2 separate regions of the Homo sapiens genome follow, and region 1 is linked to region 2. Evidence: read pairs that join two places in POLR2A ChIA-PET (ENCODE). Cell type or tissue: Panc1. All regions are shown on one strand. Links, peaks and the distances in the headings refer to the core of each region. The heading gives the core; the rest is flanking DNA. Region 1 has its middle 35 kb from the start of LINC00501. Region 2 overlaps LINC00501 (long intergenic non-protein coding RNA 501).

What was found. Peaks named below come from ENCODE experiments on the same cell type or tissue, not always from the same donor. Only the 100,000 strongest peaks of a DNase experiment are listed, where the experiment ranks them.
Region 1: POLR2A ChIA-PET joins it to region 2 with 6 read pairs; 2 of 35 experiments call an interaction of 5 or more read pairs at or near these places.

The regions. Positions count from the first base shown.
Region 1 is chr3:177,251,633-177,267,975 of GRCh38, forward strand. No RefSeq gene overlaps it. Among named protein-coding and RNA genes, the nearest start is that of LINC00501, 35 kb to the right of the region's middle. In Panc1, for the core only: no CTCF peak of the experiment used is centred there; no DNase peak of the experiment used is centred there; H3K27ac peaks cover 708 bases.
Region 2 is chr3:177,306,959-177,323,301 of GRCh38, forward strand. LINC00501 (long intergenic non-protein coding RNA 501) reads left to right here. Exons shown (of 2, transcript NR_047465.1): 2 at 14,471-16,343. Among named protein-coding and RNA genes, the nearest start is that of LINC00501, 21 kb to the left of the region's middle. RefSeq lists a silencer at 11,138-11,187. In Panc1, for the core only: no CTCF peak of the experiment used is centred there; no DNase peak of the experiment used is centred there; H3K27ac peaks cover 694 bases.

The sequences.
Region 1 (16,343 bases), core at 7,369-11,368, 56 kb before region 2:
TGGATTTTGACACGTGTATATGCCCATATAACTACCACTCTGAACAAGATATAGGACATTTTATCAAATCCAAAGTTTCCTTGTGCCTTGGTGCAATCAATCCTCCTCCATCTTCCAAACATTTATTACTACAGATTAGCTTTACATTTTCTAGGACTTTGTATAAGTAGATCATATCATATGTAGTCTTTTGCGTCTTGCTTTTTTGCTAACCATACAACCATACTATCTGTGTGAATCATCCGTGCTATTGCATATAGCAGTAGCTTGTTCCTTTTTTTTTTTTTTTTTTTGAGACAGAGTTTCGCTCTTGTTGCCCAGGCTGGAGTGCAATGATGCAATCTCGGCTCACTGCACCTCCACCTCCCAGGTGGAGGCTAGTTTGTTCCTTTTTATTTCTGAGTAGTATTTCATTATATGGATATACCACAATTTGCTGATCACCTTACCAGTTGATGGACATTAACACTTGTTATTATTAGGCTTTTAAATTTTGGCCATTTTAGCTACCCTGAGCACATTGCCCATGGGTTAGCCCTGCTCCACAAGGGGCAGTTAAGGAAAAAATTAAAAAAAAAATTGAACCAGCTGGGCATGGTGGCTCACGCCTGTAATCCCAGCACTTCAGGAGGCCAAGGCAGGTGGATCACCTGAGGTCGGGAGTTTGAGACCAGCCTGACCAACATGGTGAAACCCCGTCTCTACTAGAAATACAAAAATTAGCCAGTGTAGTGGTGCACGCCTGTAATCCCAGCTACTTGGGAAGCCAAGGCAGGAGAATTGCTTGAACCTGGGAGGTGGAAGTTGCAGTGAACTGAGATAGCACCATTGCACTCTGGCCTGAGCAAAGACAGCGAAACTCCATCTCAAAACAAACAAAAAAAATTGACCATTTTAGTGGGCATGTATTTCATTATGATTTAAAAATGCATTTCTCTAATATGTAATGATGTCACACATATGCCCAGGTGCTTTGAGGTCATTCACACATTTTCCTGTTTGCCTGTTCAAATATTTTGCCCATTCTCAAATTGAATTATTTCTCTTCTTTTTATTGATTTGTAAAGATCCTGATTGCAAGTCCTATATTTGTGTTGCAAATAGTTTTTCCCTGTCTGTGGCTTCACTTTTATAGTGTTTTTGTTTGCTAGTTTTTGTGTTTTTTGAAAAAGTAGTACCTTCTAAAAAATAGAAAAATTCAATTTTGATGAAGTACAATTTATAATTTTTTAATGGTTAGTGCTTTTTTTTTTTTTTTTTGACAGAGTCTCGCTCTTTGCCCAGGCTGGAGTGCAGTGGCCTGATCTCGGCTCACTGCAAGCTCTGCCTCCGGGTTCACGCCATTCTCCTGCCTCAGCCTCCTAAGTAGCTGGGACTACAGGTGCCCACCACCACGCTTGGCTAATTTTTTATATTTTTAGTAGAGATGGGGTTTCACTGTGTTAGCCAAGATGGTCTGGATCTCCTGACCTCGTGATCCACCCGCCTTGGCCTCTCAAAGTGCTAGGATTACAGGTATGAGCCACCTTGCCCAGCTGGTTAGTGCTTTTTGTGTATTATGTGAGAAAATATTCAAGGTTCTTTTTCCGCAGTTGTTTGGAGATGTGGATATTCAGTTCTTTCAGCAATTTTGTTGAAAAGACAAACTGACCTTTCTCTTTTGAATTACTTTAGCACCTTTGTAAAAAAATGAACTGACTATATATTTGTGGGCCTATTTCTGGACTTCTCATTTTGATTCATTAATCCCATATGCCCATCTTTACACCAATATTAGACTTTTGCTTTGTAGTCTTTTTGTTTGTTTGTTTTTGTTTGAGACGGAGTTTTGCTTTTTGTCACCCAGGCTGGAATGCAGGGCGTAATGTGATCTCTGCTCACTGCAACCTCTGCCTCCTGGGTTCAAGTGATTCTCCTGCCTCAGCCTCTCAAGTAGCTGGAATTACAGGCGCATACCACCATGCCCAGCTAATTTTTTGTTTTTAGTAGAGATGGGGTTTCACCACGTTGGTCAGGCTGGTCTCGAGCTCCTGACCTCAACTGATCTGCCCACCTCAGCCTCCCAAAGTGCTGGGATTACAGGTGTGAGCCACCACACCCAGCTACTTTTGCTTTGTAGTAGATCTTGAAATCAGGTGGTATTAGTCCTCTAATTTTTTTGTTTTTGAAAATGACTATTTTCTGGCGATACTTGGTCTTTAGCATTTTAGTATAAATTTAAAAATCAGCTTGTCAATTTATGCAAAAACATCTTCTCAGGTTTTGATTGAGATTGCTCTAAATCTATAAGTAACTTTGGGGAGAATTAACATCATATCAATATTTAATCTTGCAAGTCATGAACATGGTGTACCTCTCCGTTTATTTAGGATTTCTCTAATCCCCTTTCAGCAATGTTTTATAGTTTTCAGTATATAGGTCTTACAAATACTTTTAGGTTTTCTTTCTTTCTTTTTTTTTTTTTTTTTGAGACGGAGTCTCGCTCTGTCGCCCAAGCTGGAGTGCAGGGGCACAATCTCGGCTCACTGCAAGCTCCACCTCCCATGTTCACGTCATTCTCTTGCCTCAGTCTCCCGAGTAGCTGGGACTACAGGCACCCGCCACCACACCTGGCTAATTTTTTGTATTTTTTGTAGAGATGGGGTTTCACCGTGTTAGCCAGGATGGTCTCGATCTCCTGACCTCATGATCCACCCGCCTCGGCCTCCCAAAGTGCTGGGATTACAGGCATGAACCACCAGGCCCGGCCGACACTTTTAAGTATTTTATGTGTTTTGGTGCCATTTGAAATGGTTTTATTTACTTTTTATTTTCTAATTACTTGTTGCTAGTATGTATAAATACATATGAATTTAGTATATCAACCTGTATTTTGCTACTTTGCCAAATTAACTTATGAGTTCTATTAATTAAAAAAAAATTCCTTCAGATTTCCTAAATACCTGATTGTGTCATCTGCAAATAGGCAGTTTTACCTACTCCTTTTCAATCCATATGCTTTTTTATTTTCTTCGCCTTATTTTATTACCAAGCTAGAACCCCCAGTACACTGTTGACTAGAAATTTCAGAATTGTCATCTTAGCCTTCTTTACAAACCTGGAGAGAACAATACATCTTTTATCATTAAGTTTAATATGTTACCTGAGGGCTTTTACAAATGTTCTCATCAAATTTATGAAGTTACCTTCTCTTCCCAGTTTACTGAATTATTATTTTGAAATCATGAATAGGTATTGAATTTTGTCAGTTCTTATTTTACATCTATTGATAGGATCATAGTTTTCCTCCTATGTTCTACAACCTGATTTTCAATTTTTAAATATTGTATTCATTGTATAAATGTCACTTGTATTTCTTTGCAATTTTGAAATGTACTTCTTAGCTATAGGTTTTGTGTTTATATTCATAAGGAATATTGTTTTCTTTTTGAGTAATATTTTATCATGTTTATCAGGTTTTGGTATCATGGTAATGCTTATAAAATGAGTGGGAGGATTGAATAAGAGTAATGTTTATAAGATGAGATTTGTGTAAGATTAGCATTATTTCTTCCTTAAGTGTTTGATAGAATTCACCAGTAACGTCATTTGGACTCAGAGTTCTGTTTGTGGGAAGGTTTTGTGTTACAAATTAAATTTCTTTAATAGATAAAAGGTGTATTCAGCTTTTTTCTATCTTCCTGTATCGGTTTTGGCAGTTTGTTTTCTTCAAGGAATTTTTCCATTTCCTCTAGGTTGTCAAATTTGTAGGCATACTGATTCTCGCAGTATTCTGTTATTATCCTTTAAATGTCTGTAGGATTTGTAGTAATGTCCAATCTTTCATTTCCAATGTCAAAACCTGTCTCCTCTCTTCCCTCTCCTCCCCTCTCTCTCTAGTCCATTCATGAGTTCATTACTTTTTTTGTTTGTTTGTTTAAGATGAGTCTTGCTCTGTCACCCAGGCTGGAGTGCAGTGGTGTGATCTTGGCTCACTGCAACCTCTGCCTCCCGGGTTCAAGCAATTCTCTGCCTCAGCCTCCCGAGTGGCTGGGATCACAGGTGCCCACCACCACGCCCGGCTAATTTTTTTGTATTTTTAGTAGAGACGGGGTTTCACCATCTTGGCCAGGCTGGTCTTGAACTCCTGACCTTGTGATCCACCTGCCTCGGCCTCCCAAAGTGCTGGGATTACAGGCATGAGCCACCGTGCCCGGCGAGTTCATTACTTTTACTGATTTCTTTAAATTCCAGCTTTTGGTTTTGTGGATTTTAAAAAAATATTTTTCTGTTTTCTAGTTCATTGATATCTGTTCTTATCTTTATTTTTTGAGGCGGAGTTTCCCTCTTGGTGCCCAGGCTGGAGTGCAATGGCGTGATCTCAGCTCACCACAACCTCTGCCTCCCGGGTTCAAGTGATTCTCCTGCCTCAGCCTCCTGAGTAGCTGGGATTACAGGCATGTGCCACCACGCCTGGCTAATTTTATATTTTTAGTAGAAACAGGGTTTCTCCATGTTGGTCAGGCTGGTCTTGAACTCCTGACCTCAGGTGATCCGCCTGCCTTGGCCTCCCAAAGTGCTGGGATTACAGGTGTCAGCCACTGCACCTGGCCTCTCTCTCTCTTTTTTTTCAGAGGTGGTATCTTGCCCTATCACCCAGGCTTGAGTGCAGTGGCACAATCATAGCTCACTGCCGCTTTGACCTCCTGGGCTTAAGTGTCCTCATGCCTCGGCCTACTGAGTAGCTAGGACTACAGGGATGTGCCACCATGGCTGGCTAATTTTCCCTTTTTTTTTTTTTTTAGAGACAGGGTCTTGTATGTTGCCTAGGTTGGTCTCGAACTCCTGGCCTCAAGTAATCCTCCCCCGTTAGCCTCCTAAAGTACTGGGATTACAGGCATGAGCTACTGCGCTTGACTTATTTTCTCTCTTTTAAGTTTCATTTCGTCTTCTTTTTTTAGCTTCATAAGGTGGAATATTGGATTATTGTTCTAAAGCCTCACTTTTTAATATACTTAAAGCTGTATATTTCTCCTTTGTCATTCATTTTACTTTATTTTATTTATTTATTTTTGGTTTTTTGTAGAGATGGGGTTACCCAGGCTGGTCTCAAACTCTGGGCCTTAAACGATCCTCCCACTTCAACCTCCCAAAGTTGTGGGATTACAGGCGTGAGCTACCGCACCTGGCTCCTACTCACTGATTTAGCTACATCCTAAACAGTTTTATATACTACGCTTTTATTATAATTCAGTTTAAATACCTCTCGATTTTCCCTTGCAATTTCTTATTTGACTCCTAAATTATCTGGAAGTATGTTATTTAATTTGCAAATATTTGGGAATATTCCACATATGTTTTTTGTTGTTATTTTATAGTTTAATTCCATTGTGGTCAGAGAACATACTTTGTGTGATTTCATTCCTTTTAACATTTATTGAGATGTGTCTTGTGACCCAGTATAGGCTCTTTTGTGGTGAACAAACCAGAAGCCCTTATAAAGAATGCCTGTTCTACAGTTGTTGGGTATAATGTTCAACTTTGTCACGGTGATTAATTCTGTTGTTCAAGTCTTCTCTGTCTTTACTATATACTTACCCTTTATCATTACTTACTTCCTACTTGTTGCATCACAAGTGAGCTGGAAGTGTTGACACTGACTATAATTGTGGATTTATGAGATGCATACACATTTAATTTTATGTCTTCTTTATGTATATGAATTAACTCTATGTCATTATGAAATTTCCTCCCTCCCTCTCTCCCTTCCTTTCTTTCTTGACAGAGTTTCACTCTTGTTGCTCAGGCTGGAGTGCAATGGCATGATCTCAGCTCACTGCAACCTCCGCCAGGTTCAAGCGATTCTCCTGCCTCAGCCTCCCGAGTAGCTGCGACTATAGGCAGTCACCACCATGCCCTGATACTTTTTTTTTTTTTGTATTTAGTAGAGACGGGGTTTTACCACGTTAGTCAGGCTGGTCTCAAACTCCTAACCTCAGATGATCCACTTGCCTCTGCCTTGAAATTTATTTCTTTATCTCTGATAATATTTCTGTCTGAAATTTACTTCGTGTAACATAAAAATAGCCATTCTCATTTTTGTATGTTTAGTATTTGCATATTTATCACGTTCCAATTTTTTACTTTTAATCTCTCTGCTTGATATACTGAAACATTTATGTAAGTAATTGTAATCAATACTTTTTACAAATGTTTATCAATACTTTTTATAAAAGTATTGATAAGATACATTTTATTTAAAAAATACCAACTTCCTTCTTGTTTTCTATTTATACCATTGGTTTTTAATTCCTTTTTTCCTCTTTTTCTCCTTGTGAATTAATTAAGGATATTTTAGTTTTCCATTTAATATTCTCTGCTGGCTTATTGTCTTTTTTTTCTTTTGTAAAGTTTGTTTTAATGTTTGCCATATTCATCTTCAACTTCTCACAATCATCCTTTATTCTTTATTTATTTTTTGAGACGGAGTCTCACTCACTTTGTTGCCCAGGCTGGAGCACAATGGTGTGATCTTGGCTTGCTGCAACCTCCGCCTCCTGGTTTCAAGCAATTCTCTTGCCTCAGCCTCCCTAGTAGCTGGGATTATAGGCGTGCACCACTACTTTCGCCTAGGTTTTGTGTTTTTAGTAGAGACGGGGTTTCACCCTGTTGGCCAGGCCGCTCTTGAACTCCTGACCTCCAGTGATTCACCTGCCTTGGCCTTTTCTTCTTCTTATGTTCTTCCTTGTATTATATATAATGGCTTTGTAATGTGTCAACTTGGCTAGGTGGAATTGTTTTCCAGAAATTCCTTCCTTTTGTGTTTCTGGTTATGTGGAACATAAGAGATATTTGGAGTGAGGTTTGGAAGGGAGAAGTTAAGCAGCAGCCATACTGCTTTTATTTTCAGGAGGTCATGCAAAGACACCAGGTGTAGTTGCAGCTCATACATGTTGTCACTTATCTGCTGGCTTACCTTGTTGGACTGGGCCAACAGACAGGCATTCAATGCCCTACTTCCTTTACCCCTGGTCCTCTTTTCAGTTTCTCTGACTCTTGGTCAACTATGTGTTTAGGTCCCTGACAAAGGGTGCCACTTTTTTTTTTTTTTTTGTGATGAACTCTTTTTGCCCAGGCTGGAGTGCAATGGCGCGATCTCGGCTCACCACAACCTCCACCTCCCAGGTTAAAGCAATTCTCCTGCCTCAGCTTCCCGAGTTGCTGGGATTACAGGTATGTGCCGCCATGCCCGGCTAATTTTGTATTTCTAATAGAGACAGGGTTTCTCCATGTTGGTTAGGCTGGTCTCGAACTCCCGACCTCAAGTGATCCACCCTCCTCAGCCTCCCAAAGTGCCTGGATTACAGTTGTGAGCCACCATGCCTGGCCCGGGTGCCAACTTCTTTTGCAGAAAACTCTTCATTAACTTTGGAGGTGCAGAGTGACTGGTCTAACTTCTAGTTCATCTAGATTGTAATTGTGAGTTCCAATTAGTCTTTACTCCCCACACCCCAGTATTTTTTTTCCAATGGCTTTCCTGCAGACTTCAAGTTCCAGTGCCAGACATAAAGACAACAGCCTTAGAGGATTATTTAGCTAGCTGCCCATAATACTTAAGGTTATTTCCCTAAAATAAAGTGTAAGCTTCAAAATGTGTATTAGTTATCTACTGCTGGATAACAAATTAGATCAAAACTTAGTGGCTGAAAACAATAGACTTTTTTTTTTTTTTGGAGATGGAGTCTTGCTTTGTTGCCCAGGATGGAGTGCATTGGTACAATCACAGCTCACTGCGGCCTTGAACTCCTAGGCTCAAGGGATCCTCACGCTTCAGCTTCCTGAGTAGCTGGGAGTACAGGTGCCTGCCACTCTGCCTGGCTAATTTTAACAATTTTTTGTAGAGATGGGGTCTTGCCACCTTTCCCAGTCTGGTCTCAAACTCCTGGGCTTAAGCAATCCTCCTGCCTCAGCCTCCCAAACTGCTGGGATTACAGGCCTGAGCCACTGTGCCCAGCCACAATAGACATTTTTTAAAAAATCACAGTTTCTATGGGGTTGGGAAATTGCAAGTGGCTTAACTGAGCATTTGTACCTTGGGGCCTATCATGAGATTTCAGTCAAGATTGCAGTCATCGGCTGGGCGTGGTGGCTCACGCTTGTAATCCCAACACTTTGGGAGGCCGAGGCAGGTGGATCACGAGGTCAGGAGATCAAGACCATCCTGGCCATCATGGTGAAACCCCGTCTCTACTAAAAAAATACAAAAAAATTAGCCGGGCGTGGTGGTGGGCACCTGTAGTCCCAGCTACTCAAGAGGCTGAGGCCGGAGAATGGCGTGAACCTGGGAGGCGGAGCTTGCAGTGAGCTGAGATCGCGCCTCTGCACTCCAGCCTGGGCCACAGAGCGAGACTCCTTTGTTTCAAAAAAAAAAAAAAAGATTGTAGTCATCTGAAGGCTTTATTGCGGCTGGAAAAATTGCTTCTGAGTCGCTCAACTCACATGGCTGGCAAAATGGGGCCCATTATTGGTGAAAGGACTTAGTTCTTCTCCACAGGGATTACTCTACATAGCTAACTGAGTGTCCTCATGATATGGTGACAGCCTTCACCTTTAACAAGTATTTCAAAGAGAAAGCTAGAAACCATAGTGGTTTTTGCTTGTTGTTTATTTGTTTGTTTTTTGAGACAGGGTCTCTCTCTTGCACTCCACTTCAGGCTGGAGTGCAGTGGTGCGATCATAGTTCACTGTAGTCTCGATCTCCTGGGCTCAAGTGATCCTCTCACCTCAGCCTCCAGAGTATTTGGGACTACAGCTGTGTGCCACCATACCCAGCTAATTTTTAAAATCTTTGTTTTTAGTGAGATGAGGTATTGCTATGTTGCCCATGCTGGTCTCGAACTCCTGAGCTTCTGCCTTGGCCTCCCAAAGTACTAGGATTACAAGTGTGAACCACAGCACCTGGCCTAGTATCTCAAAGTTTTATCCTAGAGATGAGTGCCTGATTTATCTGCTCTCCTTTTTCCTTCTCTTCCTTTCCTCACTGTGGAGGTCTGGAGTCACTTCAGTCCCCTTCTTTCTCTAGCTCAACACTCATTACACTTAGACTCCAGGCAGCTTGTTCACTTTGGGAACTGAGGGAGAAAGCAGCAGTAGCTGCCCTTTACTAATTGTAGTAGGAAAAACTCTGACTCACATGGCTTATCGAAAACTCACAATTTAATGAATTACTCTGACAATTATGTTAAAGCTCCTCTACTTTTCATTTTTGTTGCCTCTGAGCTTAGAGCATACCTGGAATGGTTCTTTCTTGGGCAGGATGGAGTCTTGCTCTGTCGCCCAGGCCGGAGTGCAGTGGTGTGATCCCGGCTCACTGCAACCTCCACCTCCCAGGTTCAAGTGATTCTTCTGCCTTGCCTCCTGAGTAGCTGGGACTACAGGCACACACCACCATGCCCAGCTAATTTTTATACTTTTTTAGTAGAGATGGGGTTTCACCTTGTTGGCCAGGCTGGTCTCAAACTCCTGACCTCAAGTGATCCACCTGCCTTGGACTCCCAAAGTGCTAGGATTACAGGGTTGAGCCACCACACCTGGCCTATGTCTCTTATTTTTACAGTGGAGGTATACTCTTATTTGATTTTCCAGAATTCAATTAGATTATAGGGTAAAAATAAAAAAAAACAAGTTTTAAAATATGGCAGATGATTTTGCCTGTCAATCAACTCAGTGAGCTTTGTCCCAGAATGAGCATGTGCCTCTTGTAGTAAAAGCATTCTCCACATTTAGTGTGACAATAATGACTAAAGATAAAGATTTGTTTCTATAGCATGGCTTCTAAACATAAGCTAAGCATTTCATCAGGTGTTTAATCAAAGAAATATCAGTCTGTTCCAATGTTGAGGAAAAATCAGTTGTGCTGGATGCTTATGGCATGTGGCCTTATTCCCAAGAACTCTTCAAGGATATTTATTTATTTATTTTTGAGACATAGTCTCGCTCTGTTGCCCCGGCTGGAGTGCAGTGGTGCAATCTTGGCTTACCGCCACCTCCACCTCTGGGTTCAAGCAATTCTCCTGCCTCAGCCTCCTAAGTAGCTGGGATTACAGGCATGTGTCACCGCACCTAGCAAATTTTTGTATTTTTAGTAGAGACGGGGTTTCGCCTTGTTGTCCATACTAGTCTCAAACCCCTGACCTCAAGTGATCTGCCCACCTCAGCCTCCCAAAGTGTTGGGATTACAGGCATGAGCCACCACGCCCGGCCTATTCATTTGTTTTTAAAAATAGGTAATTGTGAAGTTTTCATAAAGATGATTGTGTTAGTTGGAAGACAGTGAAGTGTGCCAGGTAAATAACACAAATACCTTGAATGGAAATAGAAAAGATATAAGTTGCTACATCCAGACATCTATGTGGAGCAAAAGGCACAGCAGCAATCTCCCTGTTGGAGGGGACACTCACCTGGCTGCCCTCTCCCACAGAGGTGTCTTGCTGCTGGTGGTACCACCTGTTGATGGATAGAACTCTTTTTTTTTTTTTTTTTTTTTTGAGATTAAGTCTCGTCCTTGTCCCCCAAGCTAGAATGCAATGGCGCGATCTCGGCTCACTGCAACCTCCGCCTCCCGGGTTCAAGCGATTCTCCTGCCTCAGCCTGGGACTACAGGTGTCGTGCCACCATGCCCGGCTAATTTTTGTATTTTTAGTAGAGACAGGGTTTCACCATGTTGGCCAGGCTGGTCTTGAACTCCTGACCTCAGGTGATCCCCTCTCCTTGGCCTACCAAAGTGCTGGGATTACAGACATGAGCCACCGCTCCTGACCGATAGAAATTTTGAGGGTCCTTAAGAGCTCTTCTTGCCATTCTCTCAGAGGCTTTACTGCTTCTTGATCACTTTCAACTGTCCTGGATCCTTTGGTTACATTTCTAATGGTCACCAGATGCAAACTAACTCGTGACCACCCCAGCACATTCCTGAATGCTTACTCTCCGAAGAGGAGAATTGGAGATCAATTGCCCAGGGTTGTTTTTCCAGGTGTACTAACCCCCTAGCAGCCCCAGCTGGGCCTCCTGAAACTATTCCCAATGTAATACATGCAGAATGTACAACATTTTAAATGTACAAAAGAGCGCAGGGAAAATAAATACCTTAGTGCAAATTATAAACAATTTTTGCTTGTAAAATACAAATTCACTGAAATACTCTTCTGTTTCTGCTGTAGACTGGGTGGGTTTTTTGTTTTGTTTTGTTTTTAGTTATTGGCTATTTCCCTTTAATTTCACATCACTTTGTTTCTTCCTCAAATTTCTGGTCAGATGATGGTACATTTTTGTTTTTTTTTAAGCACAATTACCCTTACAAGATTACCCTTTATAAGAGAAATTTTTTTTCTTTTCTTTTCTTTTCTTTCTTTCTATCTCTTTCTTTTTCTTTCTCTCTCTCTCTTTTTTTTTTTTGAGACAAGGTTTCACTCTATTAATTTGGCTGGAGTGTAATCACGAAATCATGGCTCACTGCAGCCTCGACCTCCCTGGACTCAGGTGATCCTCCCACTTCAGCCTCTCCAGTAGCTGGGACTACAGGCACTTGCCACCATGCCTGGCTACTTTTTGTATATTTTGTAGAGACAGGGTTTTGCTATGTGGCCCAGGCTGGTCTTGAACTCCTGGGCTCAAGCAATCCACCTGCCTTGGCCTCCCAAAGTGCTGGGATTACAGACGTGAGCCACTGCGCCAGGCCAAGGGAAAATGTAAACTCTTTTTTTTTTTTTTTGGTAGGCTAAAGGGATTTGGGAGAGAAAGAATAGAAAGGTATATGTGTTTGGTCTGACACCTTGATCTAAACTTCATGTGCGTCTTTGGTTTTGCTGTTTTTGGTGTCTGGACTCCTAGTTTTTGGCTGTAGCACAAAGACTTTGGCTTGGGTTTCCCTCTCCATCTCTCCTTGCTTTTACTATTTCTGTTGGAATTCCTGCACTGGCTATCATCTCCGAACCTAATTTCTCTTCTTGGTATCGTGTTTAAAGTTGTTACTGACCTGTCCAATCCCCCAGGACTGGAGAGAGGAGCTGGGCAAGGCCTCTGCATGGCTCGTGGCGGTGGTAGCTGCCTCGAGAGCCCCCACTTGTCCCCCTCTCCCTTGCTCTCATCTGCGGCCACACAGTCTCCTTTCAGTGCCGTGAACTAAAACGTATGCCCGGTTTTGCTTCACAGGCTTTTTACATGCTTTCCTCTATGTCTAGAGCAGCCTCTTTTATACATTCTAACAGTTATTGCTTAGTCATGCTTTCCTCTATGTTTAGAGCAGCCTCTTTCATACATTCTAACACTTAGTTATTGCTTAGCCATTTTCAGGTCTCAGTTCTAATACCACATCCTCAAGAAGCTCTTCCCTGACTCCCTACATAATCCAGATCCCAGAGCATGTAGCATGTTTCTCAGGGAACTCATTACAGTTTGTAGTTATATTTATTTACATTATAGTTTAATTAATGCATGTCTTTTCTGAGACTACTAGACTCACAGTTATGTCCAAAGGATCATGTCTGTTTTGCTCATTACAATATCAGCTACTAGCACAGTGCCCATATGAATTGCTGAATGAGGAAGTAAAGTGCCAGTAAGTCTTCAATAATGTGGTTTCAATGAAGACATTGGAATGATAAATGAAACTGATCTTTAATTCTTCTTGGATTTCTGACATTAATAGTATTATAGGACAGATGCTTATATTTATAGCATAGAACAATACACATATAGCTATATATATCACAAAATGATTTATATTTACAGCACAGAAATTAGATTATGACAATTTTAATACACAACAACTTATAGATTTCTTAAAGTATAAATTTTGTCCTAGTAATACATATGTATATGTGTGTGTATATATATATACATATATATACACATATATATACATATATATATACACATATATATGTACACACACATTATATATATATACACACACATTATATATATATATACACATATATATATATATACACACACATATATATATATATATATTTTTTTTTTCTTGAGATGGAGTCTCACTCTGTCACCAGGCCGGAGTGCAGTGGCACAATCTCGGCTCACTGTAACCTCCGCCTCCCGGGTTCAAGCGATTTTCCTGCCTCAGCCTCCCAAGTAGCTGGGACTACAGGCGCACACCACCACGCCCAGCTAATTTTTGTATTTTTTTTTTAATAGAGACGGTGTTTCATCATGTTGGCCAGGATCTCTTGACCTCGTGATCCACCCACCTCAGCCTCCCAAAGTGCTGGGATTACAGGCGTGAGCCACCATGCCTGGCCGTGTGTATATATTTTTAAGACACAGTCTCACTTTGTCACCCAGGCTAGAGTGCAGTGGCTCATTGCAGCCTCAACTTCCCAGGCATAAGCAATCCTCTCACCTCAGCCTCCCAAGTAGCTGGGGCCACAGGTGTGTACCACCACCCCCGGCTAATTAAAAAAAGAAAAATTTTTTTTTTTTTGAGACCGAGTCCTGCTCTGTCACCCAGGCTGGAGTGCAGGGATCTCGGCTCACTGCAAACTCCACCTCCTGGGTTCACGCCATTCTCCTGCCTCAGCCTCACAGTAGCTGGGACTACAGGCGACCGCCACCACACCTGGCTAATTTTTTTTTTTTTGTATGTTTAGTAGAGACGGGGTTTCACCGTGTTAGCCAGAATGGTCTTGATCTCCTGACCTCGTGATCTGCCTGCCTTGGCCTCCCAAAGTGCTGGGATTACAGGTGTGAGCCACTGCGCCTGGCCAGAAAATTTTTTTTTTAGAGATGGGGTCTCACTATGTTGCCTAGGCTGGTCTTGAACTCCTGAGCTCAAATGATCCTCCTGTCTCAGCCTTTCAAAGTGCTGGGATTACAGGCATGAGGCACCCTGTCTGGCCTATTATTTTATTTAACAACCTCAACTCATATATAAGTCAGTGAATCCCTTTGTAAAAACATTATGAGATACTTTGTTTCCATTTTGTAGGCTTCATTAACAACACATAACATCAGTGTAAGTCATGATTCTTTAGGCAACAAGCATATGGCTACATTAAGTCAACTATTATTGATATAATAGATTCTATAAATTTAAATTAATCTGGATTTGCTTTATAAATATGTAGAATAGAACATTTCCTCCTGTGTTGTAGGCACAACATAGCAAACATGATCCATCTATATATCAGGTTGGTGCAAAAGTAATTTGCCATTAAAAGTTTTAACAGAGGCAGTGTCCTGCTATGTTGCCCAGGCTGGTCTCAAACTCCTGGCCCCAAGCAATCCTCCCATCTTGGCCTCCCAAAGTGCTGAGATTACAGGTGTGAGCCACTGCACTCAGCCTATATTGTTAAATAATTTTGTAATACTAAAAATCCTAAGTTATGTTGGTTAAGGTTTTTAGTTAAAAACAAGTAAGTCGGCCTGGCGCAGTGGCTCACGCCTGTAATCCCAGCACTCTGGGAGGCCGAGGTGGGTGGATCTCGAGGTCAGGAGATCAAGACCATCCTGGTTAACACGGTGTAACCCCGTCTCTACTAAAAATACAAAAAATTAGCTGGGAGAGGTGGCGGGCGCCTGTAGTCCCAGATACTCGGGAGGCTGAGGCAGGAGAATGGCGTGAACCCAGGAGGCACAGCTTGCAGTGAGCCGAGATCGTGCCACTGCACTCGAGCCTGGGCGACAGAGCGAGACTCCGTCTCAAAAAAAACAAAAAACAAAACAAAAACAAACAAACAAGTCGGCTGGGCGTGGTGGCTCACACCGTAATCCCAGCACTTTGGGAGGCCGAGGTGGGTGGATAACAAGGTCAGGAGTTCGAGACCAGCCTGACCAACATGGTGAAACCCTGTCTCTACTAAAAATACAAAAATTAGCCAGGCGTGGTGGCAGATGTCTGTAATCCCAACTACTCAGGAGGCTGAGGCAGGAGAATCACTTGAACCCAGGAGGCAGAGGTTGCAGTGAGCCGAGATCACACCACTGCACTCCAGCCTGGGTGACACAGCAAGAGTCCATCTCAAAAAACAAAAACAAAAACAAGTAAGTCTATTCTCACTAATTTAAGAGCAAATGGTAGTAAGTAAATCATATTATTAAGGTGACTGTAAGGCTCATCTGTTTAGTACAGTCCTGGTTTACCCTTGAAATTTTTAATAGCAGGCTGATGCAGTGGCTCATGCCTGTAATCCCAGCACTTTGGGAGGCCGAGGCAGGATGATCATTTGAGGTCATGCCAGGTGTGGTGGCATGCACCTGTAATCCTAGCTACCTGGGAGGCTGAGGTGGGACAAACACTTGTGCTCAGGAGTTCGAGGTTACGGTGAGCTGTGATTGTGCCACTGTACTCCAGCCTGGGTGACAGAGCAAGATTCTGTCTCTAAATTAAAAAAAAAAAATTATTCTATGGCCACACTGTGTGTCAAAGGATATGAAATAAAAATTTTATTAGTGGGCCATTCAGGAAATAGTGAGAAATGTCACTCCTATTTTCACTTCTTAGTGCCTAAGAAGTGCTCACTTGTTTTGGCCGTGGAAGAGAAAATACCACATATTGGTGGTTGTTTTAGAGCATATACTGTATTCTACAGGATGGTGTCTGAACTTTCTAAGATATTTCCCAATAGGCACCAAAACTAAATCTTCAGTAGGTCACTTCACTGTTTTATGAAGCCAACTGCTTCTGGTTAGAAATCTTAGTGCATCCTAAATGCTTCAACTCATTGTCCTAATCATTTTGCTATTCAGTAAGATCCCTGGTCAGAAGCAATGTTATGTAATTACAGTGACAGTGAGTAAAGCACTTGGTAAGTCTACAGATGGTGTTTCTGGGAGAAGCTTGGTAGACCAGGTAGACAAATGCATATCTAAAATATATTGATTTCAGCAGGGCTTGGTGGCTCACATGACGGAGTTTGGCTCTTGTTGCCCAGGCTGGAGTGCAATGGCACGATCTCGGCTCACCGCAACCTCCACCTCTCCAGTTCAAGTGACTCTCCTGCCTCAGCCTCTCAAGTAGCTGGGATTACAGGCGCAAAACACGACACCCAGCTAATTTTGCATTCTTAGTAGAGATGGGGTTTCTCCATGTTGGTCAGGCTGGTCTCGAACTCCCGACCTTAGGTGATCCGCCTGCCTCAACTTCCCAAAGTACTGCGATTAAAGGTGTGAGCCACCATGCCCGGCCCCTATATGAAGTCTTTTATCCCTCACCCACCTCCCAACCTCTGCATTCTGAGTCTCCAAAGTCCATTACACCACTCTGTATGTCTTTGCATACCTATAGCTTAGCTCCAACTTATAAGTGAGAACATACGGTATTTGGTTTTCCATTCCTGAGCTAGTTC
Region 2 (16,343 bases), core at 7,735-11,734:
ATTACAAGGTCAGGAGTTCGAGACCAGCCTTGCCAACATGGTGAAACCTCGTCTCTACTAAAAATACAAAAATTAGCCGGGCGTGGTGGCATGCACCTGTAATCCCAGCTACTTGGGAGGCTGAGGCAGGAGAATTGCTTAAACCTGGGAGATGGAGGTTGTAGTGAGCTGAGATCACACCACTGCACTCCAGCCTGGGGGACAGAGCAAGACCTCGTCTCAAAAAAAAGAAGAGTAAAATACAAAAGTAAAATACACTCATTGATATCATTGATTTTGCATTCCACTTCATTCATGCTTTTAAAATATTCTTGGTCTGGTAGAAGCAGTGCTTAATTGAAGAGTTTTAAAAAGAAACCATTTATATAGTGTCTATAATTTTAATTTTAGTTTATAAATTGATTATTCTGCTTTTGCATTCATTTAGCCTACTGTAATAAAAATTTTATAAAATAATTATTGCTGTGTAACTTTGAAACTCAATTACAGCTGCAGAAATGGAGTACTGAGATACCAAGTCGGGGAGCAAACAGTTGTAAATATCAGCTTGAGATGGAGTGCTGGTACAGAATGTAAGATTACATTTACATGTAGAAAATGGCAGTTTCAGTGTACACAGGTTTGGCTCTGCTGCCATCCTAAGTCATACCTGTGTTAATGAAATGGTCTTCTCAACTCAGCATTAGGCAAGACTTAAGTTTTTACCATAGAAACATTATTCCTACTGCTGTAGTTCAGCGAACCGTCCACTGAGATTTATAGCGAAGTTCTAAGGTATATTTTGGCTGTGTTTGTTTTTAGGACTCATGTTATTTTGAAATAAATTTATCATATTAGTTGGAAGTGTGTCTCTTCTAGATCTATTTTCTTTACTACTTATCAGCATAATCATTTCAAATCTCGGGTAGAGATTGAAAATTGAGCATTTGATTTCAATATACTATATGAAAGGCCATTACACAGAATTTACTGCACTGTTTTTGCACCATTAGCACAAAAAAAGAAAAAAAGGGTGAAAGAGGCCTCTTGAGAAGAATTAGATATTTCCATTTGGCAGTATATGCAGGGTGTGGTGTTTTTATTCACTAAAACTAATAAATTATTTTTATTTCAAATTCAGCCTATTTCCCGGGTTGTTTTCATGTATCACGAACACAAAAAATGGCCAATATATATTAAGGAATACCAGTGCTAACGTATCTTAGTGGAAATATCCGATCAAATACCCAATATTTCCTTTAATCTTGGGTAAAAAAGTTGATTTGTGGTTAAATTTGTCAAGATAGACACAGTGTGCTTTTCTGACTTTTTTTACTTCACTCTTATTCTGATTCAACAACTGATATTTTACATATGCTTACAACATTTTTCTATTCTCAATAGCATGGTGAAGTTAATTCTGAATAAAGACACCTAGAGTTTCATCACAGATCGATAACTTGTGTGTGACACTTAATCTTTATGTCCTCAATTCCCATCTGAGAAAGGAGAAATTCTGGGGTGGGGGTGGGTCACACAAAGGTTCTCCGAGAGCCACTCTTGGCTCAGGAACCACTCAGGGAAGCCTGGCCAAGTAAAAATCTAGGTTCTTCCACTCCCATTTTAGCCAAAGCAGTTTTACTTTTTTTATTTTTATTTTTTATTTTTTGAGACGGAGTTTTGCTTTATGACCGAGGCTGGATTGCAATGGATGTGAACTCAGCTCACTGCAGCCTCCGCCTCCCAGGTTCAAGCGATTCTCCTGCCTCAGCCTCCTGAGTAGCTGGGATTACAGGCATCCACCACCATGCCCAGCTAATGTTTTGTATTTTTAGTGGAGACAGAGTTTCACCATGTTGGCCAGGCTGGTCTTGAACTCCTGGCCTCAGGTGATCTGCCCACCTTGGCCTCCCAAAGTGCTGGGATTACAGGTGTGAGCCACTGCACCCAGCCAGCAGTTTTACTTTTATCTGTTTATTATATTCAACTTAACAATAAGGTTCTGTATATAGAAAAGGTTTGATTGAGAAAAAAAATAAAACCTTAAAACCCACTGTTCTGGTGATGTATTGCTGTGTGACGCATTTCTCCAAAACTTAGTGGCTAAAAAGAAAACTTAGTGGGTCATAATGGTTCTTTGGGCTGATTTGGCTTAGCTGGGTGGATATCCCCTGAGGTCTCTCCTAGAGTCGTAATCAGACAGTGAATGGGGCTGGAGTCATCTGAAGGCTCAACTGGGTTGAACATCCAAGATTACCTAATCACTTACAAGTTTGACACCTGGGCAATTCAAGATACTGGAGTCATGGAGATGAGTTAGAAGCCTTTTTCTCCCACCCCAAAATCCGCTTTACTGAGGTATAATTGACATACAACAAATTGCACATATTTAGAGTGCACATCTTGATAAGGTTTGCATATGTATGTACCCAAGTAACAATCATCACCAATATTAAGAAAATGAATACATCTATCACCCCCCAAAAGGTTTCCTTATGTTATTTTGTGATGCCTCCTCCTTCTCCCACCCCAGGCAACAACTTATCTGCCCCTTGTCACTAGAGATTAGATTGCATTTTCTAGAATTTTATATAAATGAAATTATATAGTAACTACGCTTTCTTTTTGATTTGGCTCATTTCAGTCAGCATAATTATTTTAAGATTCACCTATGTTGTTGCATGTGTCAACAATTCATTCCTTCTTATTGCTGAGTAGTATTTTGTTATATGGATGCACTTCACTTTGTTTACCCATTCATGTATTGATGGACATTTGGATTGATTCCAGTTTTTGGCTATTACAAATAAAGTTGTTATAAGAATCCATATGCTGGGCCGGGCGCAGTGGCTCACGCCTGTAATCCTAGCACTTTGGGAGGCCAAGGTGGGTGGATCATGAGGTCAGGAGATTGAGACCATCCTGACAAACACAGTGAAACCCCATCTCTACTAAAAATACAAAAAATTAGCCGGGTGTGGTGGCGGGTGCCTGTAGTCCCAGCTACTCAGGAGGCTAAGGCAGGGAGAATGGCGGGAACCCGGGAGGCCGAGCTTGCAGTGAGCCGTGATCATGCCACTGCACTCCATCCTGGGTGACAGAGTGAGACTCCGTCTCAAAAAATAAAAAATAAATCCATATGCAAAACATATGTTTTTATTTTTTATTTGTATGAACATGTGTTTTTAATTTTTATTTTTGGATATACCTAGGAATGGAATGGCTAAGTCAATGGTACATATATGTGGAACATTTTATGAATCTGTTGAATTACTTTTAAAGGTGTTTGTACAATTTTACATTCTAACCAGCACACACATTGGATTTTTTTTTTTTTTTTTTTGAGATGGAGTCTCGCTCTGTCGCCCAGGCCGGACTGCGGACTGCAGTGGCGCAATCTCGGCTCACTGCAAGCTCCGCTTCCCGGGTTCACGCCTCTCCTGCCTCAGCCTCCCGAGTAGCTGGGACTACAGGCGCCCGCTACCGCACCCGGCTAATTTTTTGTATTTTTAGTAGAGACGGGGTTTCACCTTGTTAGCCAGGATGGTCTCGATCTCCTGACCTCATGATCCACCCGCCTCGGCCTCCCAAAGTGCTGGGATTACAGGCGTGAGCCACCGCGCCCGGCCCACACATTGGATTTTGTCAAATGATCTTTCTACATTTATTGAGATGATCTTTTTGCTTATTTGTTAGTTAGTATGCTGAATTACATTGATTGATTTTCAAGTGTTAAACCAGCCTTGCATTCCTGAGATAAACTCCACTTGGTCATGAGGTATTATCTTTCTCATATATTTTTGGTTTCAATTGGTTAAATTTTTTTTTTTAATTTTGCTTATGAAGGAGTTTTGTCTGTAATTTTCTTTTCTTGTAATATTATTTTCTAATATTGATAATGGAGTAATTCTGGCCTCATAGAAGAAGTTGAGAAGCATTTCCTCCTTTTCAATTTTTGTAGAGACTTTGTGTTGAATTATTATTTCTTTCTTAAGTGTTTGGTAAACTTCACTCATGACGCCATCTGGGACTGGAGTTTTCTTGTTTGGAAGGTCTTTAACTACAAATTTAATTTGTTTATGAGATAATGGAATATTCAAGTTATTTTCTCTTAAGTAAGCTGTGATAGTTGGTGTCTTTCAAGGCATTTGTCCAGTTCATTTAAATTGTCAAATTTATTAGCATAAAATTGTTCAAATATTCATTTTAACCTCATTCCTGATATGGTAATTTCTTTCTTCTCTATTTCCTGATCAATTTTTCTAGATGTTTATCAATTTTATTGATTTTTTTAAAGGAACCAACTTTGGTTTCACTATTTTTTCTCCTTTCTTTTTTAAAAATCTCATTTATATCTATCTATCTATCTATATATTTTTTTTGAGATGGAATCTTGGTCTCTCGCCCAGACTGGAGTGCAGTGGCACCATCTTGGCTCACTGCAACCTCTGCCTCCCGGGTTCAAGTGATTCTCCTGCCTCAGCCTCCTGAGTAGCTGGGACTACAGGTGCATGCCACCATGCCCAGCTGATTTTTTGTGTTTTTAGTAGAGATGAGGTTTCACAGTGTTAGCCAGGATCATCTGGATCTTCTGACCTCATGATCCACCTGCCTCAGCCTCCCAAAGTGCTGGGATTACAGGCATGAGCCACCATGCCCGGCCTTATCTACTAAATCTATCATCTATGTGAATATTGGGTCAATTTTGATTGATTGATTTTTGTATTTATCATGGGTCATCCTTTCCTGCTTCTTTTCTTTCCTTAGAACTTTTGGTTGGATGCCAGATGTGATTTTTTACCTTGTTGATTTTTTTTAAGCCTATAGAACCTGTATTCCCAGGTGGTCTTCTATCTAATTGTTGGATAATTTTATATTCCTATAAATATTTAGCTTTGTTCCAAGTTATGCCTAAATTGCTCATAAATTTAGATTATTTTGGGTATGGCTTTAAAACTTGCTGAGCCAGGAGCAAAGCAATGTTTAACCTGGGACTAGCTTTTCCCCATTACTGTGGCAAACCCTTTCTTGCCATAGTATTTTAACTGATGTTGTATGAATTATGAAGTTTACCAATCTGGTTAGTGGGCACAGGTGAGTTTTTCAGCTCTATATAGGATTATGGAATTGTACTCATTAATATTTTGAGTTGTTTATTTATTTATTTTTAACCTGGCCTCAGGTAATTTTCTCACTTGCATGTGGTGGTCAGTACTCAGCTGAGCATCAAGGGTTACCCTCTGAAGATTTCCAGAGCTCCAGCTCTTTTCTTTCTGACAATTTGCCCTAGTGAATTCTGGTTGCTTTGAATTTCTCACACTCACCATTTTGTCTCCTCAACTCAGGGAGACTGTCGGGCTCCACTTGGCTTTTCCCTCCCTGTGCCAAGCTGGGAAGCTTTCCTTAGGTACAAAGCTGGGGAAACCACAGAGCGCACCTTATTTGTTTTCCATCTCTCAGGGATCATTGTCCTTTGTTGCCTGATGACCAAGGTTTTGTGAACATTCTTTCATAGGTTTGTTCAGTTTTTTAGTTGTTTCATGAAGAACAATAAATTCAGTTACTGTTATTTCATCTGGGCCAGAAACAGAGCTCTGTTCAGCATCTTTCAAAATACTATTCTTTAGAGGAAAGGATGACCTGAATAGGATAAACCCATTGGTAACATAATAGATTATATAAACTTGAGGGATGTTTCATAGGCTCTGTGGGACTTGGTGTCTAACTAAGCATGGGCAGTGAGACGAAGTTTCCTACCCTCACGCCCACAGGGCTACGTCGATGGCAATGCGATTTTCTGAGATTAGGAGTCCATGGGGAAGAGGTGAGTTGGGTGGATGAGTTCCAAGTTTGTACATGGCCTGTGGATAATTTAGATGGAAATGATCAGGAAGCAGGTAGAAATATGGATCTGGAGTTTAGGAGAGAGGGGATGGCTATCACTATAGATTCTGGAAAAAAAATCTTCCAGGATAGTGCTTAATTGAGGAGAACTTTTTTTTTTTTTTTTTTTTTTCTCACGGAGTTTCTTTCTTTCGCCCAAGCTGGAGTGAAATGGGGCGATCTTGGCTCATTGCAACCTCCACCCTCCGTGTTCAAGTGATTCTCCTGCCTCAGCCTCCTGGAGAGCTGGGATTATAGGCGTCCGCCACCATGCCTGGCTAATTTTTTTTTTTTTTTAATTTTTTTTGACGGAGTCTCGTTCTGTTCCCAGGCTGGAGTGCTGTGGTGCGATCTCAGCTCACTGCAACCTCTGCCTCCCGGGTTCAAGCGATTCTCTTGCCTCCGCCTTCTGAGTCGCTGGGACTACGGGTGCCCGCCACCACACCTGGCTAATTTTTGTATTTTTAGTAGAGACGGGGTTTCTCCATGTTGGCCAGGCTGGTCTCAAACTCCTGACCTCTGGTGATCCGCCTGCCTTGGCCTCCCAAAGTGCTGGGATTACTGGCGTGAGCCACTGTGCCCTGCCTGCCTGGCTAATTTTTGTATTTTTAGTAGAGATAAGGTTTCACCGTGTTGGCCAGGATCGTCTCAAACTCCTGACCTCAGGTGATTTGCCTGCCTTGGCCTCCCACAGCGCTGCGATTACAGGCGCGAGCCACCGCTCCCGGCCTGAAGAGAACCATTTACCTCAAATTTCACAAATAAATTAAATGTGAATAACTTGGTAATGGAAACAATTACTTCTGCTGTGAAAGAATTTATTACTGTTACCACTGGGCTCTACTTGCTGCTGCTGTGTGTGTGTGTGTGTGTGTGTGTGTGTGTGTGTATCCACTTTCATCTCCCCTAATAAATTTTAGATTGGCAAGAAACAAAAACACAAAAATGTCAACCCTAAAGACTAATGCTTTTATAATATCCTATCGTATGATACAAACTAGCATCTAGAACTTTGCCTTAAAATTGTTACAATAGCCGGGCGCAGTGGCTCCTGCCTGTAATCCCAGCACTTTGGGAGGCTGAGGCGGGCGGATCACGAGGTCAGGAGATTGAGACCATCCTAGCCAACGTGGTGAAACCCCGTCTCTATTAAAAATAGAAAAATTAGCCGGGCGTGGAGGCGCGTGCCTGTAACCTCAGCTACTCGGGAGGCTGAGGCAGGAGAATCGCTTGAACCCAGGAAGCGGAGGTTGCAGTGAGCCAAGATTGTGCCACTGCACTCCAGCCTGGGCGACAGAGCCAGACTCCGTCTCAAAGCAAAAAATTGTTATAATAAAGAGTAGGCTAATGTTCTGCTTTTCTGCTTTTCTCCCAGTTTCTTTTCTTTTCCCTTTCTTTCTTTCTTTCTTTCTTTCTTTCTTTCTTTCTTTCTTTCTTTCTTTCTTTCTTTCTTTCTTTCTTTCCCTTTCTTTCTTTCTTTCTCTTTCTTTCTTTCTTTTCTTTTCTTTTCTTTTCTTTTTTTTTTTTTGAGACAGATTCTTGCTCTGTTACCCAGGCTGGAGTGCAGTGGCACGATCTCAGCTCACTGCAACCTCCATCTCCTGGGTTCAAGCGATTCTCCTGCCTCGGCCTCCTGAGTAGCTGGGATTACAGGCATGAGCCACCGCGCACGGCTAATTTTTGTATTTTTAGCAGAGACGGGGTTTCTCCCTGTTGGCCAGGCTGGTCTCTAACTCCTAACCTCAGGTGATCTGCTGCCTCGGTCTCCCAAAGTGCTGGGATTATAGGCATGAGCCACCGCACCTGGCCTTTTCTCCCAGTTTCTTTTCTTTTTCTTTTTTTTGAGAGGGAGTCTCGCTCCAGGCTGGAGTGCAGTGGTGCAATCTCGGCTCACTGCAAGCTCCGCCTCCCAGGTTCACGCCATTCTCCTGCCTCAGCCTCCCAAGTAGCTGGGACTACAGGCACCCGCCACCACACCCGGCTAATTTTTTGTATTTTTAGTAGAGACGGGGTTTCACCGTGTTAGCCAGGATGGTTTCAATCTCCTGACCTCGTGATCCGTCCGTCTCGGCCTCCCAAAGTGCTGGGATTACAGGCGTAAGCCACCACGCCCGGCCTTTTCTCCCAGTTTCTAAAACTGCATGTTTGCACACCAATGTAACATACAACAAACATTTTATAAGACTACTAAAAAATGGCAGTTTGTTAAAGTCTTTGATATATCATGTAGCTCTTGAAGTCATTGGAATTAAATGATAAATGATACTATTGTTAATATAAGTCTTATGATATTAGTCAAAACTTTGCTCAAGTTGAAACTTTTGGTATTATAAATTCTCACTTTCAGTATTATATGTTTCTTCAGTCAGTGGTTTGAAACTTGGGTCAAAAAGATGAGAAAATGTAGGGTAAGATGTATTCATTAAAATAACAGTTCAACAATTTATGCAGAAATTAAATGTGTTTAATTTAGATTACATGAGAACTTGGGTCAGTGTATTTCTATTATTAGAAGAAAAATCCAGAACATAGTACCATATATTCCCAGGCCACAAGAGCCAAGGATCATCTTACATCAAGTCTGCCCTGGTCATGTGGAAAATGATCATGTTTAAGACCATTTTATATTTTTAGGGATACAAAAAACTAAATATAGCAGAAAGGTTGATAGTCAGTGCTAAATAATATTCCTACATCTCACTTAGCATGCAGTGCAACTGACCTTCATCAGACCAAGTTCCCCCAAAATCACAATAATCTTTGTGATAATTGGGGGATTTTAGTTACTGAATGAGGACAGAGCCGATATATTGTTCCTTCAGCTCAATAGTATCTCCGGAACTTATTTTTATTTTTATTTATTTTATTTTATCTTATTTTTGAGACAGTGTAGTCTTGCTCTGTTGCCCAGGCTGGAGTGCAGTGGTGCAATCTTGGCTCACTGCAACCTCTGCCTCCCGGGTTCAAGCGATTCTCCTGCCTCAGCCTCCTGAGTAGCTGGGATTACAGATGTGTGCCACCACACCTGGCTAATTTTTTGTACTTTTAGTAGAGATGGGGTTTCACCATATTGTCCAGGCTGGTTTCAAACTCCTGACCTCAGGTGATCTGCCCACCTTGACTTCCCAAAGTGCTGGGATTACAGGCGTGAGCCACCACGCCCGGCCTCTGGAGCTTATTTTTAAAGATTAATTGTAAAACTTTAACGTAGGAAATGCCCTTTTGTAAGCAAGTTTATATCTACCATTCAAATTTAATAATTAGACTGAAAATAAACCAAATCCACTTATAGAGAGAAGCTCGATCTTATTTACAAATGGAACTACAGTGTCAGGCTCAATGACTGCATTTTGGAAAACATACAACTTAGGAGGATGTTGATTTCTTCTTAATTGACTTTTTTTTTTTTTTTTGCTGGGGGGCTTCTCAGTACTTCTAAACTATCAGTGCATGGTCCATGCAATTAGATTTTTAGCAACACAATTCACAAGAAAACTTAATTCTATTTTCTAGTAATTCACTTATTCTTTAGTTAAAAAATATGGGTTTATCTCTTATATACTCACAGCAAAGTCATTATCTCATGAAGTACTACCTTTTTTTGAGAACTGAAACTACCCCTTTTACTGAAATTTTAATAATTTAATTCACTTTGGATAAAAGTTATTCTAAAATGTACTATATAGTTTCTGGTTCTTTATAATATCATTAAAAAATAAAAAATAAGTCTGGGTGTGGTGGCTCATGCCTGTTATCTATGCCTGTTATCTAAGCACTTTGGGAGGCTGACGTGAGAGGATCACTTGAGTCCAGGAGTTCAAGACCAGCCTGGGCAACACAGGGAGACTTTGTCTCTAAAATAATAAAAATAAATAGGCCATGCATGGTGTTGCACACCTGTAGTTCCAGCTACTCAGGAGGCTGAGGTGGGAGGATCATTTGAGTTCAGTAGGTCAAGGCTGCAGTGACCTATGATTGCATCACTGCACTGCAGCCTGGGTGACCAAGTGAGACTCTGTCTCAATAATTAAAAAAAAAAAAGCCCGGGTACAGTGGCTCACACCTGTAATCCCAGCACTTTGGGAGGCCAAGGTAGGTGGATCACGAGGTCAGGAGTTCGAGACCAGCTTGGTCAATATGGTGAAACCCTGTCTCTACTAAAAATACAAAAATTAGCCAGGCATAGTGGCCTGTTTCTGTAGTTCAAGCTCCTCGGAAGGCTGAGTTAGGAGAATCACTTGAACCCGGGAGGTGGAGGTTGCAGTGAGCTGACACGCACTACTGCACTCTAGCCTGGGAGACAGAGAGAGAGTCTGTCTCAAAAAAATAAATTAAAATAAAATAATAATAAAACAAGTTCCTGAACCCCTGCCATATGAAAACTGATTCTATTTTTGTATTTTCTCAGACCTTGTGCCATATGGATGCAGTTGTAAAATAGAAATTATTTTAAAATACAATCGATATGATTTAATTACTGCAGAGTGGTTCCAGACATTGAATACTGTCTTAGTCCCTTTTCTGCTGCTATAACAGAATGCCACAGACCGAGTAATTTATAGAGAAAACATTATTTGGCTCATGGTTCTAGAGACTGGGAAGTCCAAGAGCATGGTGCTGACAGCTAGTGAGGTCTTTCTTGCTGCTTTATCCCATAGTGGAAAACATCACATGGTGAGCAGGCTCTCATCATGGAGAAGGGATATGGGGCCAAACTCATCCTTTTCTCAGGGGCCCACTCCCATGATAACTAATCCACTCCTGTGATAGTGGCATTCATTAATTCACTTATAAGGCATACCCTTATGACCTAATCATTTCTTAAAGGCGCCACTTCCCAACACTGTTACGGTGGCAATTAAATTTTCACGTGAGTTTTGAAGGGGATATTTAAAACCATAGCAAATATGAACACTATTTTTTAACAGGGCCTCTGATTTTTATTACAATTATGATATTACATTGGGAATACTACAAACACTATGGATTTTAATTCCAACAAGGCATTTGACAAGTCTCTTGGGATGGATAGACTTCTGGGCAAAATAAAAAAAAAATGTTGGTAAGATGAGAGTTCATTGGTGTATTCATAACTGCAGAAATGACCACAAGAGTCTGAAATTTCAAAATTAAAATAACATTGTATGCTTTCCCTTGATTAAAAAGATAACATAGGCTCGCCATAGACATTTTGGAAAACATAGCTAAGTACAAAAAAGAAAATGAAAGTCACAAGCAAACCCAAACCCAAACCCACATCTAACCACTCTTTTTTTTTTTTTTTTTTGAGACAGAGTCTCGCTCTATTGCCCAGGCTGGAGTGCGGTGGTGCGATCTTGGCTCACTGCAAGCTCCACCTCCCAGGTTCATGCCATTCGCCTGCCTCAGCCTCCTGAGTAGCTGGAACTACAGGCGCCTGCCATCACGCCCGGCTAATTTTTTGTATTTTTAGTAGAGACGGGGTTTCACCGTGTTAGCCAGGATGGTCTGGATCTCCTGACCTCATGATCCGCTTGCCTCGGCCTCCCAAAGTGCTGGGATTACAGGCGTGAGCCACCGCACCCGGTCCATAACCACTCTTAACATTTTTGTAGATATATTAATATTCTATTAAGTCATACGTTTCTCTTTTGGGTAAAAATTTTTTCTCTTAGTACATTCATGAATGTATTTTCATGTTACTAGTCATTCTTCCACAACATCATTTTAAATAAATGCATAGTTTTATCAGGTATAGGTACCCTAATATATTTAGCAAATCCTCTGTAGTTTTTCCTTTTTTTGGTTATTTAAATTAGGACTATATATTGACTTTTTCAAAGACCTTTTCAACACCTGTTAAGGTGATCAAATGGCTTTTCTCCTTTAACTTTTTGTCATGGTAAAATATTTTTGATGTCAAATCATTTTTGCATTTCTGGAAATCCCCTTATTTGGTTCTGGTGTTAATTATAGTTTGTTTTACTTATAGAAATTTCAAACATACTCCAGAGTCTAGAGAATGACATAGTGAATCCTATGTAACCTACGCCCAAATTCAGTAATTATCACTACTCTTGTTTCATCTGTTCTCTCCCTCTTCCCTTTTTGGTTGAGTATTTTAAAGCAAATCCTAGAAATCTACCATTTTACCCCTAAAATCAGAACTTTTAATTAATTAATTTATTATTTTAGGCAGAGTCTTTCTGTCACCCAGGCTGGAGTGTAGCGGCGCGATCTTGGCTCACTGCAACCTCCGCTTCCCGGGTTCAAGTGATTCTCCTGCCTCAATTTCCTGAGTAGCTCGGATTACAGGTGCGCACCATCATGCCCAGCTAATTTTTGTATTTTTAGTAGAGATGGGGTTTCACCATGTTGGCCAGGCTGGTCTCGAACTCCTGACCTCAGGTGATCCGCCCACCTGGGCCTCCCAAAGTGCTGCGATTACAAGCGTGAGCCACTGCACCCTGCCAAAATCCTAACTTTTTAAGCACAAGCACACAATGCCATTATCACATGTAGCAAAAGTGCCAATTAATAATCATCTTGGCCGGGCGCGGTGGCTCGCGCCTGTAATTCCAGCACTTTGGGAGGCCGAGGCGGGCAGATCACGAGGTCAGGAGATCGTGAGGTCAGGAGATCAAGTAGCTGTAGTCCCAGGTACTCTGGAGGCTGAGGCAGGAGAATGGGGTGAACCCTCGGGGGCGGAGCCTACAGTGAGCCGAGGTCGCACCACTGCACTCCAACCTGGGCGACAGTGAGACTCTGTCTCAAAAAAAAAATAAAAATAAAAATAAAAATAATCTCATAGGGTCACGATTAATGACCTAAGTTCAATTTTCTCCAATTGGCTCAAATATTGTTTCTTTTTTTGTGTGTGAATTGTTGGTTTAAAGCAGTCTCTTAATCAACAACAGCTCTCTCTTTTCATTTTTTTCATGCTTTGTTGAAGAAATGGGGTCACTCGGTGCATCTCCTATATTCAAGAGTTGGTTGATTGCATCTTTGTGGTTATAAATGCATCCCTTCTCCCCTGCATTTCCTATTACTTGGCGGTTAGACCTAGAGGCCTGATTAGATTAAAGTTCAAGACTATTCCATGCATGGTTCTGTATCGTTGATTTTGTACCACATGACAAGGCACATAAAATTTGGTTATCCTACTTTTAGTGATCTCAGTATTGATAAGTGATTTCAGGTGTTAGAGTCGGATCCAGCCATTATAATGTTTCCTAATTGTGTATCATTTTAATCTGTAGCATTAGATTTGATTGATCACATTTTATATAGGCTTTTTTTTTTTTTTTTTTGAGACTGAGTCTTGCTCTGTCGCCCAGGCTGGAGTGCAGTGGCGCAATCTCGGCTCACTGCAAGCTCCGCCTCCTGGGTTCACGCCATTCTCCTGCCTCAGCCTCCCAAGTAGCTGGGACTACAGGCACCCGCCACCTCGCCTGGCTAATTTTTTTGTATTTTTAGTAGAGATGAGGTTTCACCGTGTTAGCCAGGATGGTCTCGATCTCCTGACCTTGTGATCTACCTGCCTCGGCCTCCCAAAGTGCTGGGATTACAGGCGTGAGCCACCGTGCCCAGCCACATTTTATATAGGCTTTTAAAAACATTTACAGTCCATAAGTAAGCTAATTCTCTTGCTTTTTTTCTGTGCATTATTTTAATAGCTAAAGGCAACAGGATTAAAGAGTAGGGAATCCAAAGAGGGTGGTACTTTGATGTTAGGCTACCTGGTTACCATCTCAGAAGGCCTTCATCACCTTTTTTGAGATAGGCATAAAGCTCTAGTTCCTTAGGGGGAAACTGGCAAAAATACCATCAGAATCAGAGCAGATGCCCATCCCAAGAATGAGGAGCACAATTTGGAGGGATGTTAAATGTGCAGGCAGCCCTTCATTCTCCAGGTAGTCACCGGGATCTTGATTTCCAGAGCTGGTTAGTATCAAGAGACTCTGAGGGGAACACTGCAAGAACCCTCTCTGCAGTCTGACTGCGAGAGCCGTCATCCTATCCAGAAACATAAAGGTGCATTTCTTTCTTTCTAGATCACAAAGAGTTAATCATTTTGAACTGGTTGTTGTTTCAGGACTTCAACAGTTCACCATTTTTTTCTCACTGCTTCCTGTCTGGAGATTTGTTTTTTTCTTTGCGAGTAGATAATTTAAGAAATAGTTCTCATTGCCAGAAGGCTGACTCCTTGACAGGAAAGACATTAAATTTTATGCAAATCTGTGTGTGTGTGCTTTATCATGCACTTGGGTTTATCTTGGCAGTTGACATCCTAATGCTCAAAGGGAGTTGTGAGATGGCTTTCAGAAGCATGGTCTCTAGGGTTATGGGACACATAAAATCAGTGGGCAGCCTTTCCCACTATCTTCCCTTTCCCTCATTCTGTTTTTGACCTGGGCCTCTAGATTCGAGATCATTCCTTATCTTATTGCTAAAATCCTGATGCTTTGGGTAATGCGCTTTAAGAATGTTTTAAACCTCTGCCAACAACTTTATCCTGACTATCCAGGCAGGTTCATTACTGAGGTTAGTTTAAGATCTGGTTTCAAAGCCTGCCTTTCTTTGTTCAATCATTACTTGCTAAACATTTATTGAACCCTCCTTGTGCTAGGTCCTGGCTAATGCTGGGAAAACACCAAGCTGAAGAAGACATGTTTCCTGCCCTCCAGCAAAGAGATAGAGTCCAAGCAAATAACTACAACAGATGTGAACGCGGAAGCACAAAGGAAGAAGCTAATGCTTCCTGGGAGAGGTGACATTTCTTCTGGGTTTCGATACTTCTTCTAGTCCTCTCACATCTTAAATCTCCATTCTCAGTATTCTCAGTGGAGCATTTTATTCTGCTTCTATGATTTGGGGCAAAAAGAAGAGAATCTATTTGATAAAGTACTTCTAGAAAGACTGGCAGAAAAGACTCTGAAAGACTTTCTCAGGAGTAAGAAACAACACAACTTTCTTAATATTCCTGTGCTGTTTTCACATGCAAAAAATACTTTCCCCCTCCTACCTCATCGGTAGGGCAATGGACAAAATGGCTTTTCTTATAGTAAATAGCATGTTCCATGTAAGACGAGGCCATGATCTCCCTTTTTTGCACTTCAAAATATTTTAAAATTGCTGGATTATTTTTTCCTCTCCATTCTTCCTTCTGTGGCTTGACAATTACTAAAGCTGGTATGATTGATAACACGACTCAAGTTAGAGGAAGTCTTTTTTTTCTTGAGATGGAGTCTGGCTCTGTCTCCCAGGTTGGAGTGCAGCGACTGCGAACTCGGCTCACTGCAAACTAGAGGAGGCCTTTTTTTTTTTAAATCAAAGAGCCTCTTTTAAAATTATAACCCATTGGGAATATGCTGTGGGGAGGTCTCTCACAGCAGTGTGAAAGAGCACATTATCTTTTTTTTTTTTTTTTTGAGACGGAGTCTCGCTCTGTCACCCAGGCTGGAGTGCAGTGACGCGATCTGGGCTCACTGCAAGCTCTGCCTCCCGGGTTCACGCCATTCTCCTGCCTCAGCCTCCCAAGTAGCTGGGACTACAGGCGCCCGCCACCACGCCAGGCTAATTTTTTGTATTTTTAGTCGAGACGGGGTTTCACCGTGTTAGCCAGGATGATCTCGATCTTCTGACCTCGTGATCCGCCCGTCTCAGCCTCCCAAAGTGCTGGAATTACAGGCGTGAGCCACTGCACCCGGCAAGAGCACATTATCTTGTATGTGCCTGTAGCCCATCTGCAGACATGAAACCCAAGTCCCTGTTCTCCCAAGTGCAATGGAAACATCTCCTCTCCTGCGGATGAACTGAATAAGGGATAGTGAAGCATATTTTTAAATGTTTGCTATTGCTCGTTAGCCACAGTAGGAATTTCAATACCAGTGGCAGTGGGATCCCTCATTTTATTGTAGATGCCTTTTTTCATTTCAGCTTACAAAGCTTCCCTCCGTTGGAGGGTGGGGGCCGCAGAAATAAAATGGAAGGCAAAGGGGGGATGCGCTGCGATTTTTCTGCTCATTGTCTCATTTTGAAACTGCCCCAACTGTATAGAACTTCTAGGAAGCCCGTACATGTCGGCACATTCCCGGGGAAGAATGCTTCTCTTAGGAGCCAGTGCCTTAAGAAGTTTCTTCCGTGTTGCACTGGCATGCATGTCTGCTTAAATCGCCACTCTCCTCATGACATTTGGCAGGACTAGGAAGTTCACGTGTCAGTCCCGCTATTGGCCCACGTGACCCCATCCCCAAAGACAGGCAGTGAACCCCTGTGTTTTTATGCCATATGAACTGAGAAGTAGACGCATTCTGTGTAATGGATACACACTGAGGCTGCAATTTTTGAAAAGTCATTGTTTTGACTTCCCTATATTCACATCGAATAACGCTTTTAGTCTTTGCCCTCAGTACTCTAGAAGGGGCTATATAGCCTGTTTTTGTATTTGTGGGAAAAAGACTAGAAGCTGGGCAAAATGCCACCAGGAAGACTAACATGGC